Linked DNA regions of Homo sapiens: region 1 is linked to region 2. Evidence: chromatin contacts called from ENCODE Hi-C or POLR2A ChIA-PET data. All regions are on one chromosome and are shown on one strand. The core of a region is the stretch at or near the end of the contact, and the rest is flanking DNA. Distances in the headings are between cores, read along the strand shown.

What was found. Hi-C counts contacts between places; a loop is a spot of excess contacts on that map. ChIA-PET counts read pairs that join two places held with the same protein, here RNA polymerase II (POLR2A). Pooled maps may share reads with other maps.
Region 1: a loop to region 2 is called in a map of astrocyte of the cerebellum, with 6 times the contacts of the local background. The contact joins two enhancer-like sites. A Hi-C loop is called at or near these places in 7 of 168 maps with a recorded cell type or tissue (astrocyte of the cerebellum, body of pancreas, heart left ventricle and 3 more), 2 of 37 single-sample maps with no recorded cell type and 11 of 50 pooled maps. POLR2A ChIA-PET finds 5 or more read pairs at or near these places in 8 of 52 experiments (A549, Caco-2, MCF 10A and 3 more).

Annotation. Positions count from the first base shown.
Region 1 is chr9:94,804,251-94,807,978 of GRCh38, reverse strand. All of the region lies in intron 5 of AOPEP (aminopeptidase O (putative)), which reads right to left. Among named protein-coding and RNA genes, the nearest start is that of MIR2278, 3.8 kb to the left of the region's middle. Within about 2 kb of position 2,223, at least 11 of the 41 ENCODE cell types and tissues checked have a DNase peak (open chromatin) inside an H3K27ac peak, as active enhancers do.
Region 2 is chr9:94,845,288-94,849,037 of GRCh38, reverse strand. The region is part of intron 5 of AOPEP (aminopeptidase O (putative)); the gene reads right to left. Among named protein-coding and RNA genes, the nearest start is that of MIR2278, 37 kb to the right of the region's middle. Within about 2 kb of position 1,382, at least 2 of the 41 ENCODE cell types and tissues checked have a DNase peak (open chromatin) inside an H3K27ac peak, as active enhancers do.

The DNA of each region.
Region 1 (3,728 bases), core at 974-3,473, 42 kb after region 2:
AGGCAATTTCTCACCCACTTTATGCAAACAGGCCTCTATGGCGCAGAGGTGGGCTCCAGCTGCATCTTGGCAATATTCCCTCCAGCAGAGCTGTTCACACATTGTACTTTGCCTGAGGACTTTCCAGAGTTGGTGTTTTCCCTAAAAGAAATCTACCCTTAAAAGAAATACTTACATAGCTCCATGACCACATGCATACATCAGCAGTACAGAAGCTGGTAGTATTTGCTCACTCTGTGTAGTGGTATAAGGAGAAAGAGCTTGCAAGATTGGGAATATCCCAAGTTAGGTAACTTTGTGCACTGAACTCCATTGTTCTTTTTCACCCAGGGAGTGTGTATGTTCTATTCAGTAATGATGCTTCGGTAAAGAAATAAGTGGCAAGGCGGGGGAAAAAGCCTTTTCTTTGCAATGGAAAAAATGGCAAGGTGGTGCTGACTGGCCGTCTCAGGCTCAAGGACTGGAAGACATTAGGAACCTAGGATGACATCAATAGAGAGATTACAAACGCAGGTAGAGGAATGATTGCTTCAGGAAGGCCTTTCAAAGGCCTGACAATTTCTCTTGAAGGATGGCCCCAGCAGTGTTCTCTGAAGGTAGGACTGTCAGTCTTTGTGTGGGGAGAACAGTTCAAAGAAAACCAAACACTTAAGCATAATCTTTCAGAGGGTGAAGAATCATGGTATAATGATGATAAGATGCTACTTCTCGATCTGACAAGCAACACAGCTGTTTAATGGCAAAAAGAAGATTCTAGTTAACCCAAAAGCTGTGAGTTCACTCTGCCTGTTGCTCCAACAGAAGAGAGAGAGCCTGGCCCCCAAGAACTCATGTGATCCAGGAATTTGCCTGGTATCCAGATTCTATGGCTGCCTCAAAGCCAGCCCACAGTGAATGCTGATCTTCAATGATATCTTCACTCACAGGGTCAGTATGGTTTCTGTGTGGAGACCCTAAATCAAGCACTCACTGCCTTAGAAACAGTTACACATCAGCCTTGCCTAAGTCTGGACCACCAGACTCTTGACAGCCATCACAAGATGAGGCCATTTTACTTGTCTCCCTGACTTCCTGCTTCTAAGTGACTTTGGGACATTATATATCCTCTTAATACCCGCTCTGTAAAAAATGGAACATACACACACATTCTCACTACCTACCTTGCTTAGTACAAAGTGGTATTGTCAAGACGAACAAAATAATCCTGGCCAAGGGCTTTCAGGGTCCCAGAAGAACATCACTTTATGAATACCAGTTACTATTTCAGGAACACAAAAATGAAAGAACCAGAACACATTAGAAGGGGAAAGCCCCTACCTATAACATAGGACGCAAATAAAGTCAAATAATTTTCTCAAGAAGGATAATTGAAATAAAAGAGAAAATGGAGAAAGTGAACACAAAGAAAGCAACAAAGGGGAAGCACACATGGGCATAAATCACCTTGCATGTGCCTCACAGCTCACAACTCATTCTGTTTGTTCATCTCTACAGCAACAGCAGGGTTGCCAGTAAACAAGGGATTAAAATTTTACAGAAAAAAAGGATGGTATGAGCTGCTTTCTATCATTCACACCCACCTGTTTGAAAAAGCAGAGAAGAGTTATACCACACAACAGGGGAAAGAAATGCCCATTCAACATCTTTTTAAAAAACAATCCATGCAGAAAGAAAATTGAGAATTTATTAAAATCTGAGAAAGAAACGACAACAATAACAAGAAACAAAACCCACACACAAAACAAAAATATGCAGCACATCGGAGAAAGTAGAGAAGTTGGCAGCCATGGTGAATTCAAAGGCATACTAATTTAAGGCTCAAAATCTGATTCCTGAGGCAAAGAATCACTATGGCTGCATCTTGCCTTGAAATCAGGGGGTCACATCCCCTGAAATCTAAAGAAGGATTGTTTAAAAGTAGGGTGGTTTTGGTTTGAGGGATCAAAAATTCAAGTAAAGCCAACAAAGAACAAACAAAGAAAAATTCTCAAAGCTGTGAAACCTTGCTACTTAAGATAATGACAGAAATTTATGACTGCTTCCTTCCCCAGCAGAAAGGAGCATAATTAGAAAGCTGAAAACAACAGGCCCTTTGTACCAGCATGTTATGTTTTGCTTATTCTATTACACATTGGCTGGGAGATAAGAATAAACAGGACAACACCCTGTCTAACCCGGGAGGAGGGAGTGGAGGAAAAGGCTGGTTACATTCATTCTTGGGCATGTACGTGCATACCGTTTATTTGCAAATTGAGGTACTTAAGAAAATTGTGCATGCAATAGTCAGGAACTAGTATAAACATTCAGAAGTCTTTTATTGCACAATCAAACCTTTTAAGAATAAGCCTTGTGTAATAGGGAGCTTTATAGTTTTTCCTCATAGTGAAGCATGTTGTGAAGATTTTAATAATTGATAATTTTTTCTATGGTCTTTAATTGTCAATCCTATTTTCATTCAGTTGTTGTTGCTTTTTTTAAAAAAAAAAACAAAAAACAAAAAACAAAAAACCTTTCAAACTAGGATGAGCAAATAAAACTAGGATGAGACACAGCTTCCCTCTCTGTGACCAACGATGTCAAAAACCCTTGCAAAGAATCAATCAACAGCTGCCAGGGGAAGAAAACGTGGTGATCTGAGACTTCTCCCTTCTCTACAAAGGGACGGTTGCCCGTCTGGGTGCCAGGTGTTCTGATAGCTTCAGCCATGGAGAATTCTGCTCAAGAACAGCAGCTGCTAAGCCAATCAGGTTCTCATTAGCCAGTCGGGAGATGGTATAGGTATCTACGGTCCCAAGAAAAAAAAAAAAAAATTTGATCTCTTCCCATAACCCGTCTGCCTAGAATGATGGACCTGACTTAATCTTGCCATTTCTTAGTGACTCACTTGCTCCTGGCACCCAAGCTCACTAAGAACGGGGCTAAGGAAAGCCATTTTAAGACCTCACTGACCTGCCACCATCCTGGCCTTCATTCTACTCCTCCAACCCATGAGAGTGGTTCCCACCTTGAGGCCTGTGGACCGGAGTGCTTTTCCACCAGATGGTCACAAAGCTGATTCCTTTTTATTCTTCAGTCTTAGCCCAAATGTCACCCTTTAAGGAAGCTTTTCCCTCTCACCCTAACGATGCTATTGATTCTCCCACTGTGACACTTACTTGATTTTATTTTCTTCATAGCATACATCTTAATTACTTGTTTCACGTACACTAATTTTCTCCCCTGACTAGAATGTCCATTTCATAAGGACAGAGGCCTCCTCTATCTCGTTCACCCTTGTAGGCTTTGCATCGTAAGTACTATCTGGCACACAGTATACGCTTGATAAATATTTATTGCAAGAATAAATAAACAATAACCAAATTATCAAGATTATCTGGTATAGAACAGGTGGGGAAAAGCTCAAACAATCTGTCACCTGTCATCGGCCACACTATAGTCATTTTTTTCCCCTCAATTTTCCCAGTGGGATGAAGGGTGAAGATGCATGTGAACAGCTGAGCCATGAAGCAGAACTACACAGCACATGGTTTTTTAACTTCAGTGCTCTTCACAGAAAACCACTCTGAAATAAGTTGCAAGAGATTCTTGAAATTCAAATACAAGGAAAAAAAAGAACATATATGGACGACAGCTAGGTAGTTCTGCCAACCTAACTATGCCATGACATGTAATTGTGAACTGCTGAGAGACAAATGCAAAGCAAAGCATTTCCTATACACACATACAAA
Region 2 (3,750 bases), core at 133-2,632:
GGAGGCCGAGGCGAGTGGATCGCCTGAGGTCAGGAGTTTGTGACCAGCGTGGCCAACATGGTAAAACCCGTCTCTACTAAAAATACCAAGAAAATTAGCTGGGTGTGGTGATGCATGCCTGTAATCCCAGCTACGTGGGAGGCTGAGGCAGGAGAATCGCTTGAACCCAGGAAGTGGAGGCTGCAGTGCCATTGCACTCCAGCCTGGGTGACAAGGGCGAAACTCCATCTCAAAAAATAAAACAAAATAAAATGTTTAGACTTCACTATAATAATGCTTTCCCCTTTTACCTGGGCTATTAGCTTGGTAGGGCATTCACAGGAGAGGAAGTGCAGCAGTTACAACCATCTCCGAGTCAAGCTCCATGTTTTTTTTTTGTTTTTTTGTTTTTGGTTTGTTTGTTTGTTTGTTTGTTTGAGTGGGAATCTCCCTCTGTCACCCAGGCTGGGGTGCAGTGGCGTGATCTTGGCTCACTGCAACTTCTGCCTCCCGGGTTCAAGCGATTCTCCTGCTTCAGCCTCCCAAGTAGCTGGGACTACAGCATGCACCACCATGCCTGGCTAATTTTTTTTTTTTTTTTTTTTTTGAGACGGAGTCTCGCTCCGTCGCCCAGGCTGGAGTGCAGTGGTGTAATCTCAGCTCACTACAAGATCCGCCTCCCGGGTTCATGCCATTCTCCTGCCTCAGCCTCCTGAGTAGCTGGGACTCTAGGCACCTGCCACCATGCCCTGCTAATTTTTTGTATTTTTAGTACAGATGGGGTTTCACCGTGTTAGCCAGGATGGTCTCGACCTCCTGACCTTGTGACCCGCCCGCCTTGGCCTCCCAAAGTGCTGGGATGGATTACAGGTGTGAGCCACTGCACTGGCCCAAGATCCATGTTTTACTTATTAACCAAGTATATGCTGGTGAGATCCTCTCTTCCACAGAGGGCCTTAAAATGAGAATCTAATAAGTAACTGCAGTGTCACATTTCCCCTGATGCTGGTAGCCAAGTAATCCCCACTTTAGATTGTAGAAATTTTGTGAAATAGTGTGGACCTGAACATTAAAGCCTAAGTGATATGTCCCCAGTCCTGCAGGTGGTTTATCGCCAAGATTTCTCACTTTGCTTCAGTCCAAGGACCAAGTAAAGAACTAGAAATTCAAGAACACCATTTAAATCCTAGGTCTACCAACTGATTTTCTGGGTGCTATGAGCAGTGACTGAAATGCCCTGGACTCTCCTCCTTCATCTGTTAAAAGATATCAACAGTGCCTACAGAAGGTCTAAGGGTATTAAGAGTAACTAACAGGATTGTTGTGGTTCCAAAATACCTCACATTTTCTCCCACTCATATCTGTTTCCTCCCTTACTGCACACGAAGGCCTAAATCTCCCAACCCATTAATGATTCATCTTATTAAAGGAAATCAGCTGCTTGCCTGGCAGCTAACATAGTTCTGCTTCATGACTACTTGAATTAATTTGATTTTCTTCAATCATCTATAAGAATCTATTCAATTTCAGAAAAGTACGTGTTAACAACGTATTGACAGAATAAAGAAGTAGAGTTCACCTGGCCCTGGCAGCAGCCTCTGTGCCCCAGGTTTTCCCAACCAGCCCTGCCCCACTGGAGTTCCTGCTGCCTCCACATCCCACAGAAGATCAGGCTCTTCCCATAATTACTAGCCACCAGGGCTCCCCTCTGCCCAAGAATGAGATCCAAACTCCTTAGGTGAATGGAAGAGCTTCTCCACAATATCCATTCCCCACCCACCCTTCCAGCTTCACAGCCCATCATTTCCTCCTTGTACCCTGCACTGCAGGCATGGTGGGAGGGTGGGGATGTGTGGAGAGAGAGAGAGAGACAGAGACAGAGAGAGAGAGAGAGAGACAGAGAGAGTGTGTGTGTGTGTGTGTGTGTGTGTACAAAGGGAACCACCAAATCTACCAACCTCCCTGCAGCCACCTCCACATGTGCCTCCCCATCTTTGATAGTGGGTAAACCTTCTGTGTGCTCATCAAAGACCCACTTTACTCCTATTGTAGATCCCCACCCTCCCACCACCTCAATAAATATGGTCACTGCAATCATCCACTATCCGCTCCATTCTCATCAGCTTCATTCATTCATTCATTCATTCAGAGACAGAGTCTTGCTCTGTCACCCAGGCTGGAGAGCAGTGGCGCCATCCCTGGCTCACTGCAGCCTCAACCTTCTGGGCTGAAGTGATCCTCACACCTGAGCCTCCCAAGTAGCTGAGAACACATGTACACACCACCATCGCAAGCTAACTTTTTAAAATTTTTGTAAAGATGGAGTCTCACTTTGTTTTCCAAGATGATCTTGAACTCCTGGGTTCAAGCAATCCTCCCACCACCTCGGCCTTGGAAAGTGCTAGGATTACGGGCGTGAGCCACCATGCCCAGCCAGCTTCTTTCTCTTTGCCCAGGTTATTCTCTTCAGCACACAAATGTGCTCTGATAGACTGTTCCCTTAAAACATCCTCACTTGGCTTCACATCCTTCTCCAGCAATTTCCCTATTTCTTTAATTTTACAGTAGGACTCCCTGAAAGAGCTGCCTGTACTTGATGTCTCAACTTTCTTGCCCCACCTTCTCTCAACTCACTCCAGTTAAACTTCTTTTCCCAATATTCTATCACAATTGCCTTCTTCCAGGTCACCAGTGACCCCCACTGAACCAAATCCCACAGTCCACCCTCAGTCCTCATAACTTCCACTTCTCAGCAGCTGATATTCCTGACACCACAGCTCAGTCCGCACACCACTGATCTTCTTTCCACCTCCTTCCACGTTGTGCTTCTCCAGTTTCATGACGTCAAATACCATCTGTATCCTGAAGGCTCCGCAAATTCAGATCTCTAGTCATGGGCTGCCTCATGAACTCCAGCTGTATTTCCACTAGCCATTTCAGACTCAAATTTTTTTTTTTTTTTTAAGATGGAGTCTCGCTCTCATCGCCCAGGCTGGAGTGCAATGGCGCCATCTCAGCTCACTGCAACCTCCACCTCCCAGGTTCATGTGATTCTCCTGCTTCAGCCTCCCCAGTAGCTGGGGTTACAGGCACCCGACACCACGCCTGACTAATTCTTGTATTTTTAATAGAGATGGAGTTTTGCAATGTTGGCCAGGCTGGTCTCGAACTCCTGACCTCAGGTGATCCACCCCCACCTTGGCCTCCCAAAGTGCTGAAATTACAGGCGTGAGCCACTGCACCCGGCCCAGACTCAATACATTTAAAACCAACCTTGATTTTCTCCTACAACCTTATTCTTCCCCTGCCCAGCCCTCCCTCAACAAATGGCACCAAATCTTGAAATTGTTCTTGACCTCTTTTTCTCTCACATCTTAGACACAAACCACTCCAAAATCCCAACAGCTCTTCAAAATATCCCAAATTTGAACACTTCTCACTGTTACCAACCCTAGTCCAAGCTACCATTATCTCGCATGTAGATTTCTCTATTAGCTTTTTAACTTGTATGTCTGCTCTTCCCTGCCCCTTTCCTGTCCCGTTCCCCCAAAACGGGTATCCACCCAGCATGATCTTTTCAAGGCACACCTCAAATCGTGTTACTCCTTACTTAAAACCTTCAAATGGCTCCCCACAATTGCTCAGAATAAAAACCCTGTAAGGCCCCGTGGAATTGGGTCCTCAGCAACTTCTCCAGTTTTACTTCCTACCATTTTTTCCCTCGTTCATTCAACACCAGCAGCCTGGCCTTCCTGCAGTTCTCCCAGCTTG